Regions from separate parts of the Homo sapiens genome. Here region 2 is linked to region 1. A link is an interaction called in ENCODE POLR2A ChIA-PET data of the cell type or tissue named here. Cell type or tissue: HepG2. All regions are shown on one strand.

Evidence for each region. Peaks named below come from ENCODE experiments on the same cell type or tissue, not always from the same donor. Only the 100,000 strongest peaks of a DNase experiment are listed, where the experiment ranks them.
Region 2: POLR2A ChIA-PET joins it to region 1 with 5 read pairs; 4 of 35 experiments call an interaction of 5 or more read pairs at or near these places.

What each region holds. Positions count from the first base shown.
Region 1 is chr17:78,715,021-78,723,020 of GRCh38, reverse strand. The region is part of intron 1 of CYTH1 (cytohesin 1); the gene reads left to right. Among named protein-coding and RNA genes, the nearest start is that of CYTH1, 63 kb to the left of the region's middle. RefSeq lists an enhancer at 491-760. In HepG2, no CTCF peak of the experiment used is centred here; DNase peaks (open chromatin) are centred at 4,860 and 5,480; H3K4me3 peaks cover 1,269 bases.
Region 2 is chr17:78,611,614-78,619,613 of GRCh38, reverse strand. It overlaps SCAT1 (S-phase cancer associated transcript 1), which reads left to right. Exons shown (of 5, transcript NR_110849.1): 5 at 1,988-2,230. Among named protein-coding and RNA genes, the nearest start is that of SCAT1, 16 kb to the left of the region's middle. RefSeq lists enhancers at 332-831, 832-1,333. In HepG2, no CTCF peak of the experiment used is centred here; no DNase peak of the experiment used is centred here; H3K27me3 peaks cover 2,770 bases.

The sequences.
Region 1 (8,000 bases):
GGTATCCAGGCATTCAGTGTCGTTTCTTCTAAGCCTGAGACTTAGGAACATGCCAGTAGTCAATTTCCTTGGTCCAGCTTCCGTGAGGTTTGAAATAGGGGGGCAGAAAACAGCGGGACAGATTCAGGGTGATCTCCCCTCTAGGCCTGCCACCCGTGGAGTTTCTGTTTTACTCGGTAAGGACTTGGGAACCTTTCCTGGGCACGAGTAGTCCTCTTTCCATCAATACACATAGAAAAGGAGTTGGAATTGTACGTCGCGTTTAATGCTAGGGGTCCTTTCCAGCTGTCAGACTGAGGGAGAATATTTCAATGTACAGAAAAATTCAGAGCATTACAAAGGGCTAGCAAACAAACAGATCTGAGCCACTGAGGGTAAAGTGAGAGAGAATTGACTTCCAAGCCACCAAGCCTCTCTTTTGGACACGGAAGGGGTGTCGTGGCCCAGCTGTGCAAGCTGACAGTGGTTGCAGCTGGCAGGCACGGGGAGTGGCAGCTTCACCCAGGGGACAGGAGCCTGCCCCCTTGGGAGGAGGGGCGAGCAAGCTGTTTTGGCTTGTTTGGAGGAAGAGGGAACTCCAGGCTTTCCCTGGGAGTGAAGGAGCAGGCCACTTGGCTCAAGGAGGCTAGGGCTAGAAAATGGTTCTTCCCTGTGGAGCTCTGCGCCCAGTCCCTGGGATCCTTTCGAAACAGCAGTGGAGTGCTAGAAAGAAGCTGCTGGGAAACCCCAGCTATGTCAGCTATATCAGGTGTTGTCACTGTGAGCTTTTAGAAAAAGTTAAGGTTCTTAAAATGGTTGTTTTCTAGTTTTTAGCTTTTATTGAAAGCGGATGTTAACTTTATTTTTCTAAACCAAATTCGCAGGATAAAATTTTGTCACTTAGGTTCTGTTACTACCTTGAAATGCAAGCTAAGTCTTTGAGTTCTAGGATTTATTAAATTAAATTTTTTGATACCTTACTTTTTTGTTTTGTGAGATGGAGTTTTGCTCTTGTTGCCCAGGCTGGAGTGCAATGGCGCGATCTCGGCTCGCTGCACCCTCCGCCTCCCAGGTTCAAGCGATTCTCCTGCCTCAGCCTCCCAAGTAGCTGGGATTACAGATACCTGCTATCATGCCTGGCTAATTTTGTATATTTTTGGTAGAGATGGGGTTTTTCACCGTGTTGGTCAGGCTGGTCTCGAACTCCTTACCTCAAGTGATCCACGAGCCTCGGCCTTCCAAAGTGCTGGGATTACAGGCGTGAGCCACTGCGCCCAGCCAATACCTTCCTTTTATAAGATAGTTGAGAAGGGCTGGGTGACATCCTCATTACATAAGTGAGGAAACTGAGGCTGGAAGAGGTGATTGTTTGCTCCAGGTCACAAAGTAGTGAGTGAAAGCCCAGGCAGCATCGCCTGTGAACGTGAGGAGCTGTCAGATGAGACGGCTCCAACACTGAGAAGAGGACCGAAGTCTTCCCTGAAAATGCAGAATGCAGTAATAAAAGCCTTTAATAGATTTACTGTTAGTGGGGAAACTGGGTAGTTTTTGCATGGAAGAAATTTAAATTAGAATAGTCTAAATATTCATATTGGCAATTTGCCGGAAGGCACCTCTGCCTCTATGTTGAATACCATTTCTGCTAGCTGCCTGCTAATTTAACTCTTTTTGGTCCTGGGTAGTGTGTGTAAATTTTTTTATTTTTATTTTTTGAGACGGAGTCTTGCTCTGTCGCCCGAGCTGGAGTGCAATGGCCCGATCTCGGCTCACTGCAACCTCTGTCTCCCAAATTCAAGCGATTTTCTTGCCCCAGCCTCCCAAGTAGCTGGGACTACAGCTGCATGCCACCACGCCTGGCTAATTTTTGTATTTTTAGTAGAGACAGGGTTTCACCACGTTGGCCAGGCTGGTCTTGAACACCTGACCTCAGGTGATCCACCTGCCTCGGCCCCCCAAAGTGCTGGGATTACAAGGCGTGAGCCACCACACCCAGTTGTAAATTCTTTTAACAAATCTCTTAGGCTGCAAATTGGTGGTGAGATACTTATTTTAAAATGCACTACGCAAAAGTCAAATCATAGTTTCTTGGGAAAGGAACTAAGGTAAGCAGACAGAGAAGTTAGAATATGCTGTGAAATTTTTGTTTATTTTATATTTTTATTTTTTTGAGAGAGGGTCTTTCTCTGTCGCCCAGGCTGGATGCAGTGGTGCAACCTGGGCTCACTGCAACCTCCACATTCCAGGGCTTACGCGGTCCTCGCACCTCAGCCTCCTAAGTAGCTGGGACTACAAGTGCGTGCCACCACATGTGGCTAACTTTTGTATTTTTTGTAGAGATGAGGTTTTGCCATGTCACCCAGGCTGGTCTCAAACTCCTGAGCTCAAGCCATCTCCCTCCCTCAGCCTCTCAAAGTGCTGGGGATGGCTGGGTGCGATGGCTCACGCCTGTAATTCCAGCACTTTGGGAGGCTGAAGCAGGCTGATCACCTGAGGTCAGGAGTTTGAGACCAGCCTGGCCAACATGGTGAAACCCCGTCTCTACTAAAAATACAAAAATTAGCTGGGCGTGGTGGCAGGCACCTGTAGTCCTATCTATTGGGGAGGCTGAGGCAGGAGAATTGCATGAACCCAGGAGGCAGAGGTTGCAGTGAGCTGAGGTTGCGGCAGTGCACTCCAGCCTGGGTGACAGAGCAAGACTCCATCTCAAAAACAAACAAATAAAAAAACAAATCAAAGTGCCGGGGGTATTATAGGCATGAGCCACCATGCCAGGCCTTTATTTTTAATGGTGGTAAAATACATATAACAAAAAATGTACCATCTTCAGCCTGTTAAGTTCAGTAGTACATTCATACGTTCATATTATTGTGCAATCCAGTCTCTAGAACTTTTTCATCTTGCAAAACTGAAACCCGCCATTAAACCTTCATTCTCCCACTCCCCCTCTCCCCAGCCCCTGGCAACATCCATCCCACTGTCTGTCTCTATGGTAGTTTGACTACTCCAGGGGCCTCTTATCAGTGGAATCCTTCAGTATTTGCCCTTTTGCAACTGGCTTAATGTCCTCCAGGTTCATCCGTGTTGTAGCATACATCAGAATTTCCTTCCTTTTTAAGGTACTAAGTTTGAAAAGTATTACTGTGTTTCTGACTCAGTGAGTGGGAAACTTAATTGGTTTCCCAAAGTAGATAGACTGTGTGAAGGTGTGAACTCTTCAGTGTATTATTGGCAGAAAGTGTCACCTGGGCCTCCTGCTCTAGTCACACCCCTTTGCTACATCCATCTTTCTTCATCCTCTGATCCTAACATTTATCCTGAGGACTGTCTCAAAATTTCAGGCTTCCAGTAAAATCCTGGTATCATTACAACTGTTTGCTTTACATCTCTCTTCCGTTACATTTTACCTGAAAGATACACTGGATTTTGGTTGCATTCTTATCCCTGCCTTAAAGATCTGACCCCACATATTTGTAATGTCAGCATGGAGTTTTGTGAAAGTTGAAAATTACTTTTCTCAGTGAGGGGAAAAAAGTTCCCCTAAACCAAGCCATTCTCCACTTGCAGTAATGATCTGTAAGAACTTTATCTTTGACTCCTCGACTGTTTTTTTTTCTTGTTTGCTGCCTTACCTGCAGTTGTTAGCCATGCCTCACAGCACTGCCTTCTTATCCTATAGTTTTTAACTTACCAGATTTTGTATTATTGTGGGTCATTTGTATGTTCCCCAAGTGATATAAAAGCTGTAGTCATTTTAAACAGTACTCTGCTCAGGAAGCAACCTCTTAGCTTACTGTTTGCTTTGAGGCACAGATAGCCGAAGTAACTTGCCCAGGGTCATCCAGCTGGTGAGTGTGGCCCCAAGCTAGGCTTAGGACCCAAGACCACTCCCTGTAGAGTGGCAGTCCCCGGATCCGTCCCAGAAGTTGGGTGAGGCACCCATGCTGTGGATTCATACAGCCTTGTGCATGATCCCTCGTTAACATGCACACCTGAAGTCATCACCTTCTCAGTGGATGCTTCCAGGGACTGCTGCTCCTGCCGGAAGGAACCAGATCTGTCTCTTCAGTGTTGTACCCCCGCTGCCTTCCACCTAGTAGGCAAGCAGTAAATGCAGGCTGAATGCGTCAATGATGACATTGTTAGAAAGAAGCAAAAGAGGAAGATGAATTGGGTATGCAGATAAAGGAAAGACATTTGGCATTTGTTGGGCACCTATTTGTGCTCACAGCTTTATCTTTTCCATCACGCATTCCTCACAACAGTGCTAATAACTGCAGTGCCATTTTACAGCTGGACAAAACTGAGGCCCAGAGAGATTAGCAGTTTGTTGAACATTGGTATGTCTCCAAAGCCTGAGTTGTTTCCAGTATTTTGAAGTTTTTCAAATTATAAGTCACTGGGATTTTCTGGGAGACAAAGTGACTTACACCCATAGGGTAGTGCAGAGGGAGGTGAACACGCTGGTTTGTTTAAGGTCTGACTAGTAGGATTGACACAGGTATGTGGCGAGTAAGTGCTGAATACTGGAACCAGTGCTCAGGATATTTGGAGTTTCTTAGCCCTCACGCCATGATCACTGTATCTTTGGAGGTTGGAGGAACAAGATGGTTTCCCAGATGCGCGCTTTTGAGCCCAAAGCCTGGTTTGTAAATAGCCAGTTGTTCTCCTCTGAGCAGGTGGTAGTTTCTGTAGAGGCTGTAGAAAAGCTGGGTGCTTTATTTCATTACTGCCACTGCTGTTTTAGGCAGAGCTTAAGGTTAAGAGAGAAGGAGCGTGTGTGTGTGTGTGTGTGTGTGTGTGTGTGTGTGTGTGTGTGTGTGTGTATTCAGTGTTTATGAAACTTCCAGGTCTGTAAAGGGGTGTGGCCGTGATTAGCAGGAGGGCACCCGTTGGCAGCAGGCCAGCTGGAGGGGATGAAAAGGAAATGGCAATGACCTCCTTGGCCTGGGAGCAACTCTGACTAAGGTAGTTACCTTTTGTATATTTACCTTCTCCGCAAATGAGGGCTCACTCCTTAATTACTTTATAAAATGTTTCCCCGCATTGTTGGTTTAAATATGGACCTTTTTATCCATTGAAAGGCAGAGGCTGTAAGAAGGATGCTGGTTAATCATTATAGTGGAAAAAAATAAGGCAAGTGATGTATTTGAAAGCTAGGCAGAGGGGTCTGGTGCCAGCTGGATGACCTCAAAGAGACATCCTGGTCCTAAAGCATGCCTTGGACACGTTCATTTGACGGTACCCACGGGGATTTAGGACAGTGTGGTCCTGGCAGCTGCTATGTGTCTGCCAAGCAGAACCTGCTGTCAGAGAGCTGCGTTTTCCGTGGAACTTTATGGCATATCCCCGGGCATCTGCCTGTGGCCGGTGGAGCGCGGGTTGCAGGATTTTAGACTAGAGCCCGCCGTGTGCTCATGTATCGTCCTCTGGCTTGGAAAGAGGGCTCTGTCCCTTTAAGACAGTCCTCCTTTGTATGCCACTGGCTGGAACCCATTTCAGCTCTGGGTTTCTGCCGACTGTTAAAATCTGCAAAGCAACATTTAAATAAATAAATAAATGAAAGCTTCCCTTGTGTGGCTTTCCTATTCACAGCCAAGCACAATAGCGCCTTGTTGTTTTTGTCACTTTAATCCTCTTCATTAAATTGGAACCCTGGAAAGGAATGGTGATGGGGCTGATGCTGGACCGTCCCCCTGACTGCCAGCCGGACACCTTGCAGATTAACCTTTGTGGGCATGGATTCCGGGTGCCCCTCTGGCAATGGGCGAGGAGGGCGAGCGACCGGGTGGTGTGTCAGGGCGGCTCCCCCTCTGGTTTGTCTCCATTGTGCTCAGGCTGCCGGCAGGGACAACCTGCTGCCCTCCCCAGTGGCCATTCTTTTAAAGAGCAAGGGGTTCAGCCGCCTCCCTGGCACACCGCCTCCCTGGCACATAAGCATGGCTGCAGCACGTGGCAGTGGGGGAGGGAGGAGCTGTTTGTTGTGCTGCCATCTGGCCCATCTGAGCCGTTCTTTTGCAGTTTAACCCTAATGGCTACACAGGAGAGAAGCGGCATGAATAGACGGGTTTCCCAGGGTGCGGACGGTGCTTTCCCAGAAACTCCCGGGCTGTGAGGTAGACATGGGTATTTCTGACCACCACCTTTCTTGTTCCAGCTGTGGCCTTCGCAGTGTCCTGAAGACACTAGCCAAGACTGTAGGAATCAATCACACCTCAGCTCTCCAGCAATAGTGTTGATTCTTCATGCTGCTAAATGAAATTAAGCATTTTGTTTTTGGATGTTTTTTCTGTCCGGGGCAGCATGAGAATGAAGGCTTGAATTAAAGATTTGATGTTGCATTGTTAAGTTTATGCAGAGGAAAATACTTATTAAAATATTAGATTTTGCCTCATCTCAGAATAAAATTCCACTAGAAAAATGAGGTGTAGTTCAGCTTTTTAAAATAAAGTTCTTGAATGATTGGTTGAGCCAGAAGGGGAGCAGCATTATGATTTAAAGTTAGTAAGTATGGAATGGAGAAGTAATTTAGCAGTCATGTGGCAAATGTCAGGAGATTGGATCAAAATAAATGTAGATAAATGTCTTATTTATTCTAGCTACAAATTGGCCAGAAGCGTTTTCTGTCTGACTCCAAGGACACAGAAGGGCTATCTTTTCTAGTGACCATAGTTGTACATTTTTAGTCTTTTGTTTTCAAATTGTCATAGTACATATATATATGTATTTTAAAGCAAGTATTCAGGGGCTTATATGTCCTGTCTCTCTATTCCCAGACCCACTCCCCAAAGCAGCCACTATTAATTCACTTTTTTCTGCTTTTAGGTCTTCTAGTGGGTGCTGCCAAGTTCTTAAATTGGTGATTATTTTGTCAAGATCAAAGGTTATCTCCTGCCTTCTGCCTATGATGGATGAGGATGCAGCTCACACCATTCTCTTCCTTCCTTCTCTCACTGTCCATTTTTGGTAGTTGATCACAATTTTCAGTTCCTGGATTTTTACCTTTGGCATATTTACAGCGTGGGTTTCTTGTTCATGATCCTTATCCATGCCTCTGGTCTCTAGTGTTGTAGGAGGAAGCTGTGGGGACCATTTGGGACCCTGCTGCCCTCTCCACTTTGCTTCCCTCAAACTTTGGTCAGCTCTTCCTTCACCTTGGTAACAGATAGCTTTGCTTCTCCAGCCTGGGTTGGTCTTTCATGCTTTGTCTACAGGGTGATTCTGTAAGTTAACTACCAGCGACCAGCACCATGACAGGAATGTAGATACCACTCACCGTAGAGCCAGGTGCCCACTCAAAGGGAGCTGTTCCTGGCGTCCCTGATGGCCCAGAGGACACCACTCGGGGGGCATGTTTCATTTCTTCTGTGATTTCCTGTAGTTGAGTTTTTCCTGTTGCCCAGTCCTTTTTATTCTCTTGAGAGGAAACCGAATGATGCCTGTTGGTATCACACAGTTTTCTCAGCTGCTTTCTCCTTCATTCTCTGGTTTCGAGTCTGATTTCATTCTTTCTGATGGCATTCCTCTGGCAGCCCTTTGGCTTCCTGCTCTGACCCGGTCTGGTGGCTGTTGGCCATCACAGTTGATGGCGCTTGCTGTCCTCAGGCTCCTGAGTCAGTCCCGTTCCTTGATCCACATCTTGCTCCTGAAGTAGCTTCTTCAGAAGGGGTGCACAGAAGACAAACTTTCTGATCCTTATGTATCTGAAATGAGTCTGTTTTACCCTCCTACTTGACTGAGAATTTGGGGTTCAGATAATTTTCATTTAGAATTTTGAAAGTTCCACTGCGCTATCTTTAGTGTGCGGGCTCTTATACTGACACCAGCGAGATCTTCCCTCGTGGGTGGTCTGATTAATCACTCTCCTTAACCTCTGTGGAGGTTTTAGGATCGTCTTTATTCCTGGAACTTCTGAATTTTTCCTATGAGAATTTCTCTGTGGGATTTAAAAATATTTTTATTCAACCGAGTTTATTTTTTTGCTTATATTTCCAGGTTTGCTTATATTTTCAAACCTCTTTGTT
Region 2 (8,000 bases), 100 kb after region 1:
GGGGAGACAGGGAGATGTGAGGAGCTCTCCAGTGGCACTGCCACCTAAAGGCAACGTGGCTGCACGTGACCAAATACGTCACTGGCTGTCAGGCAACGAAGTGGTCCAGTGGATTCACTGGGGTGGGCATGATAGTTCCAACCAACCAGAGCTGGATGCACATGAGCCTGCACACACTCTTTAGCCCACCTGATTGTTTTCTACTATAAAACTCAAGGCATATGTAAAATAGTCACGGATACCTTAAGGAAGGCCCCTGTTAGGTTTATGGTGACTTCAGGGTGGGTTGACTTCTTTATGATCAACCTAGACTTCCACTCCCTCCCTGGGCAAAGAGCTGGCCCAGCACTCCAAGTAGGGAGCTCTTTATGGATATTGATCGCTGCTCTGGAGATGAGCTAGGACCAGACTGGAAGCATGAGTTGCGGGGCTGCTGGGGTTAAACGGGAAGAGAGCATGCTGGTGGGGGCTGCCAGGAGAGCTTGATGAGGGAGCAGTTCTCTGAATGGGAGACTTGTTACTTGCACACAGAGCCTTCAATGACTGTGACATTTTGCTCTATGTCACAGGCTCCTGGGGCCTACAGAAAGGAGCTGGAGGTGCCTAGTGCAGGCTGGGAGGCCTCCTTTATTGAGGTGACATCCCTGGATGCTGGCTTGGCGGAGGTTGGGGAGAACGCTGCCTCCCTGGAATAGAAGATGCCTTGGAAGCCCTGGGTGCAGGCTGGCCGACCCTGCCTGAGCTGCCTGTCTTCATTCCATGGCTCTGCTTGTTAGAGGAGGAAGTTAGGCAGACATGAGTGGCGCCCACCAGCCCAGGAATGTCAGGTGACCATCAGGTGATGGTCAGGCAGTTGTTAAACTGTCTCTCTGAAATGATCATTGGTTGCAGCTCACACCAGGGGAAGATGGTCTCCCAATAAATAAAAAAACACCTGAAACTGGTGATCAGCAGCTTCCCGATAAGCTCTCGAGTTGGGCGAGTGGGCTCAAGCGTGCGCACTAAGAGGCAAAATGGCGGATGTATGAACTTCCTCTGGGGGCATTCAACCAGTAAAGGAAAACCGCCCCTAGAGAGCATGCGCACAACCTCAGTCAACTCACTACACATGCAATTACCCTCCTGAGTGCTGACCAACACTGCTGCATGGGGCTGTTGAGCAACAGCCCGCCCCAAGGGAAGAACCGAGGGAGGAGAAGAGAAAACTCCAGAGCCGTGCCAACGGATAAACCCCACGCCCAGGGCTGAGCGGTCACTTGGATCTCTCACGTGGCGCACTCAGCCCTCTTCCAAGTATACTTTAACTTCCTTTCACTCCTGCTCTAAAACTTTTTCATAAACCCTCACTCCTGTTCTAAAACGTGCCTCAATCTCTCCCTCTACCTTAAACCTACTTCTGCTCCAGATTCTTTCCACTGAGGAGGCAAGGATGGAGTTGCTGCTGACCCGTGCAGATTTGCTGCTGGTAACATACTCATGGGCAAAGTCTGAAAAACCTCTTCCTGCCCTGGGCAAGGCAGATGGGGCAGCCCAGCAGGCTGGCTTTGCCCACCGTCTCCGATATCATCCAACACAGTCAGCCAGGTTGTGTGGCCCTCTCATCTACATTCTCATTTGCCAACAAGATGGTGTGGGCTATGCTGTCTTTGCACAGCGATCTGATCCCAGGGACATTTGTGTGGGTGTGTGCCCGGGAGCTGCATGTCTGCAGGTTCAGATTGGGGTCAGCTTTGCTGGTGAGTGTGGCTTCCTGCCATGGCACCAAAGAAGAGGGCTGGCGGATTAGTCCTGTTGTCTCTCATAGCTTTGTAGGGACACAGCGGGCCATGTGGACTGACAGCTGGAGACTTCATAAAGATGGCCTAGAAAATTAGGACACTGTCCTGTTGACAAAGCCCCTAGGCCTGCCCCCATCAGGCCTCATGGGTCCTTTTCAGGCCTAAGCCAGGGTTCTGAAATCATCTGTAATGTGAATTTATATTTCTAGGCCACATTCGCTGCATCCTTTCCAGCAAGATGTCATTCTGAGATTTTTGTCATTCCTGGGCGTTATGAGGACTGCCAAGGGACACAATTCCATGGGAGGAAAGTTTTCTTCTAAGCTGCAAGCCAGCTCTGGCTTCTGGAGTTTCTCCTTAGGATTGCAAGACAGTAGTTCCCTGTCCTTTAGGTCTTCTCCAGAAATACCTTAAAATAGCAAATAAAATAAGATATAAGCAAACAAAACCTGAAGTTAACAGCTGACTCGATTTCTGTGCACCGGAAGCTGTGTTTTATTCACCTTTCACAGCCCATCTTCAGGCTGACGTGTTAGGGTGTGCACACCGAGACATTTCTCACCCGTTTTTGTAATGTCTTCAAGTTGGGATCAATGCCCTTGAACTTCTAGGCCTGTGCCTGCACAAGCTGCCCCTCCCCGTGTCTTCGGAGAAGTCCTACTGCGGGGACACAGAGTGGGGGAGGCAAAGCACCGTCAGCTACCATGACACGAAGCTTGTTGCTGGACCCAGAGGACATGAAGGAGGGGAAGGGGCTCCCAGTACAGTCCAACCCATGCGCCGCTCAGACCCGCTCTGCCCTCCCGTTACTTCTGGCCCATCACAGAGCCCCCTAGCTGGCAAGAATCGGCAGCATTTGAGGCCTCTTGGTGTCAGTGTCAACTCAGACCGTGGATCCAACAGCCCTGAAATGTCTGCATCCTCCCTTTTCCCAGCGTATACTCTGACACATGTCCGTAGGTTCCTTTAGGGAGAGGTTAAGGGACTCGGCCAGGTGCAATGGCTCACACCTGTAATCCCTGCACTTTGGGAGGCTGAGGCAGGAGGATCACTTGAACCCAGGAGTCTAAGACCAGCCTGGGCAACATAGTGAGACCTTGTCTCTATGTTAAAAAAAAAAAAATTGAGGGACTCTATCAAATATACTTGCAGGGCCACTGTGGGGCTCTTTCTTAAGGAGGCCTGGGATCCTCGTGTACGGATGGGCTCTGGGGCTATGAAATTGACTGAAGATGCTTTTTCATTGCGGTGGCTGATACCAGCCTTTGGTTCACCAGCTCTGTATTTCCCTTTTAGGGATACAGATTAAGTCACCATGCTCATCCCAAAGGGCACTGGGCCTTTCTGTCATTATAATAATCATGCCCCCTTAGCCACTGGCAGTGCAGGGCCACCCCCTGCCCTCTCCACCCTGTAGTCTTGTCATCTCTGTTGACACTCAGGAGGCTGTGGAGGACAGTATCCCTCGAGCACCCCAGATGCACCAGTGCCCCTCTAATGCTTCAGCCAGAGGGGTCCTCTGGACCTTCTTAGGGACAATGGTCAGGGCTGCGTTCTCAAATCTCACTTGGCGAAGTCGTCTGGCTTCTCCTTCTCTGGACGTGGAGAAGTCGTCTGGCTTCCCCTTCCCTGGACATGGCAAAATCATCCGGCTTGCCTTTCCCTGGACTTGGCGAAGTCGTCCGGTTTTGCCCCTTCCGGGGCCTTCTGACCCCTACCTCAATGCTTTGCCAAGGCAGTTCCAGCCTCTCCTAATTTACTGTAGGTCTTCATAATATGAAAGCCTCCAGGAGCCACCCAGGCAGTGTAGGAAGAAGGTTTCAGGGCCTCAGGCCACTCCACCTCAGATCACAGGACCGTGATTGCATGCTGGTAAATTCTCCCCGACTGAGCCTTCTCTCCCGACCGCTGGTCCCACACCCTCAAGACCCGCTCCCCACATGCGCTCCTGGTTCTTGCACATGAGCCAGACCTTATGGTCCTTTGGACGTGTATGCGATTTCCTCCTACAGCAGGTGGTTTGGGGTGGGGGCTCCCCAAGGCCAGCCACACACTCAGTGATGGACCGGAAGGGCTCATGGGACACAGCGTGTGGTTTACTCGCAGCCGAGGCCCAGTACGGTGAGAGGATACACAATAGGACCAGCAGGGGAAAGACATGGGTAGGGGCTGGGGAGGCCCACACACAGGCCTCTGTTTTCTCTTCCTACTAGGAGGGGTGTGTTAGTCCCTTCCCACACTGCTAGAAAGAAATGCCTGAGCCTGGGTGATTTATAAAGAAATGAGGCTGGCCGGGTGCAGTGGCTCACTTCTGTAATCCCAGCACTTTGGGAGGCCAAGGCAGGTGGATCACTTGACGTCAGGAGTTTGAGACCAGCCTGGCCAATATGGTGAAACCCCATCTCTACTAAAAATATTTTTTAAAAAATTAGCTGAGCATGGTGGTGGGCACCTGTAATCCCAGCTACTAGGGAGGCTGAGGCAGGAGAATCACATGAACTTGGAGGCAGAGGTTGCAGTGAGCCGAGATTGAGCCATTGTACTCCACCCTGGGTGACAAGAGCGAAACTCCATCTCAAAAAAAAATAATAAATAAAAAGAAATGAGGTTTCATTGGTGCATGGTTCTGCAGGCTCTCAGGTATAGGAAGCATGGTGGTATCTGCTTCTGGGGAGGCCTCAGGGAGCTTTCAATCATGGCGGAAGGCAGAGCAGGCATAGGTGTCTTACATGGCAGGAGCAGGAGAAAGAGAGAGACGAGGGAGGTGCTACACACTTTTTTACATACTTTTTTTTTTTTTTTTTTTGGAAACAGTGTCTCTTGCACAGGCTGGAGTACAGTGGCATGATCTTAGCTCATTGCAACCTCCACCTCCCAGGTTCAAGCAATTCTTCTGCCTCAGCCTCCTGAGTAGCTGGGATTACAGGCACCCACCACCATGCCCAGCTAATTTTTGTATTTTTAGTGGAGACAGGGTTTCGCCATGTTGGCCAGGCTGGTCTTGAACTCCTGACCTCGAGTGATCTGCCCACCTCGGCCTCCCAAAGTGCTGGGATTACAGGCGTGAGCCACTGTGCCCAGCCAGTGCTACACACTTTTGAACAACCAGATCTCACGAGAACTCACTCACTATTGGGAGAACAGCACCCAGGGGGATGGTGCTAACCCATTCATGAGAACTCTGGCCCCAGTCACCTCCAAATACCTCCCACCAGGCCCCACCTCAAACCCCAGGGATTACAGTTTGACATGAGATTTGGTGCGAACAGAGATCCAAACCATATCAAGGGGGCACGTTGTCCTCCCTTCTCCAGTAGCGAGAACCTCAACCACACGAGACTCAGAATGTGGAATCTGTATTGGTTTGTTCTCATGCTGCTGATAAAGACATACCCGAGACTGAGTAATTTATAAAGAAAAAGAGGCTTGATGGACTCACAGTTCCATGTGGCTGGGGAGGGCCCATAATCTTGGCGGAAGGTGAAGGGCACGTCTTACATGGCGGAAGACAAGAGAGAATGAGAGCCAAGAGAAAGGGGAAACCCCTTGTCAAATCATCAGATCTCTTGAGACTTATTTACTACCATGAGAACAGTATGGGGCAAATCGCCCCCACAATTCAGTGATCTCCCACCAGGTCCCTCCCGCAACATGTGGGAATTATGGGAGCTACAATTCAAGACAAGATTTGGGTGGGGACACAGCCAGACCATATCAGAGTCCCAGCCACGTCACACAGAAGCCACTGCCAGCAACCTGCATGGCTGACAAGAGCCCCTCATTGTGGTTGTTCACCTGGCTACAATTCCTCCAGGATACGTTATTTTTCAGCCCATGTTTCTCATTTGATTAAAAGCCTCCCTGAAATCTAGTCACTGCACCTTCAAAAGTGCTATCAAAAAAAGGAAATTAGGTGGGGCCCGCTAATGAGGTTATCTGACTTTCATCAATGGGGATTCCATCTCCAGCTTGCTGAGCACGATGGAGAGATCCCAGCGATGACCCGGTCTGGCTTTCAGAGGCTGCTTAGCCTAAACCACCAAATACATAATTCATGCTTTGTACAGATTCTTGACACACACAGAAAAGATGATATCAACGCATCAGGCAAGGGTACGTCGTGACATTGTGAAATGTACTCTCTAAAGGTTATGAGACTCAAAGACATCTTTTTTGCGTGTGACGCAAGATGGGCACGTTCTCCAGAGGAGGAACGGTTTCCTTTCTCGTGACACCCTGCAAGAGGTATTTGCATGTGATTATCTTCTAATTGCAGAACAGAGCCTGAGAAAGCCATATGGAGGATGTGGCTGGCACGTGCGATTCTTTGCCTGATCCAGGAGAGGAAAGGTGCTGGTTACTGAGATCTCTCAGTCCTACATGCAAATGGAGACCAGATGGATTGAGGGTTTCTCCGTAGTTTTGGGCCTAGCCTTGCTTGAAAATCTTGACAATCATCAAAACTATCTTAAGGCTGGGCATGGTGACTCATGCCTGTAATCCCAGCACTTTGGGAGGCCAAGGTGGGAGGATTGCTTGAGTCCGGGAGTTCGAGACCAGCCTGGGCAACATGGCAAAACCCCGTCTCCACAAATAGTACAAAACATTAGCTGGGCCTAGTGGTGTGCTCCTGTAGTCCCAGCTACTGGGAAGGCTGAGGTGGGAGGATCACTTGAGCCCAGGAGGTCGAGGCTGCAGTGAGCTGTGGTCATGCCACTGCACTCCAGCCTGGGTAACAGAGTGAGACCCTGTCTCAAAAAAGAAAAAAAAACTATCTTAAGCAACATGAAACTCAAAGCCACCACAGCATCCTAATTATGTGTGTCTCTGGGACAATAGATAATGGCCTAATGCACGCATCTGCAAGATTGTGTAATGTTCCAAAGCATGGATGCACTATTGTTTATTTCCCGCGTTTTATTGTCTTTGTAGCTATTGTCACTGGGATATTTTTTCCCATTTATAACAGTTTTTTTCCTAATATAAAGGAAGGCTGCTGGGCGTGGTGGTGGGCGCCTGTAATCCCAGCTACTCAGGAGGCTGAGGCACAAGAGTTGCTTGAACCCGGGAGGTGGAGGTTCAAGCTACCAACCCGGGAGGTTGAGCTAAGGTCGTGCCACTGCACTCCAGCCTGGGTAACAGCATGAGTCTCCGACTCAAAAAAAAAAATAAATGGGGATCACCAGCGCCTCCCCTAAAATGAGGATTACCAGCGCCTCCTTAAATGGGGATCGCCATGCCTCTTTGGTGGGTGGTTGGAAGATTAGAAATAGTCGCACGGAGAAGGCTCCTGCCCAGCACCTGGCTTGTGGCAGGCACTGGCACACAAAGCTCAACCACAGATGCCTGAGAAGCCACGTTAGGAGTCACCCGTGTTCGCTGCTCAGCTTCCTTTAAATCCCATGGTGAGCGATCCAGAGCTGGCCAAAAAACTCGGATTTTGCTCTTGAAGAAGAGTGAAAATCCTGATGCCACCAGCTGCCATCGTGGCCTGCCACGTTCGCGGTGTCGCAGGTAAACTCACCATTGCCAAACCCAGAGGTCCCTCCTCCACCCGGGCTGCCACAGAACAGCCACAGGTGTTTCTGCTCCAGTTTTCCCCATCATCGCTTCCCTCCCCAGTGAAGTGGTGGGAGTTTGGGAGACTCAGAGGAGTCCTCCTCAAAGATTAGAAATAGTTGCACGGAGAAGGCTCCTAGAGGTGTGAAGTGAATAGACCAATCCGGGTAAAGCCACAGAGCAGAAATGACAATTCCAGATCTTGGTTTGAGTTTTTCCCCTGGATCCCTTCACGCAAAGAAGCATGACCCTCTGCAGCTGGAAGAGTCCGCTTTTATGCTTTGGGCCCCAGAGTGGGCTGTGTTTGCCATTCTTTCAGCCCTAGTTTAATCAACACCTGCGTTTTTCTGCCCCTGAGAGTGACTCACACATGGAAATATAAACTGGGAACTGTCTCCAGGCTCTGTGACAAGATCCAGCTCCGTCTGTAAGGGAAAGTTCTGCCCTCCCATCCCATTTTAGCTTTGTTTTGGTTTTCAAGAGGTCCCTAGGGCATTTGGTTTCCATCATTTTCCAACGTCTTCCAGTGGAAGGACCCAGCCAGCTCCCCGTGGAGGGTGCACATGCTCACACTCTTATTCCTGCCCCTGGAGTCTCGTTCCTTATGTTTGGAAAGCTGAAGATTTCCTCGGCATTGCATGGTTTATGTCAAATATCTGTGCA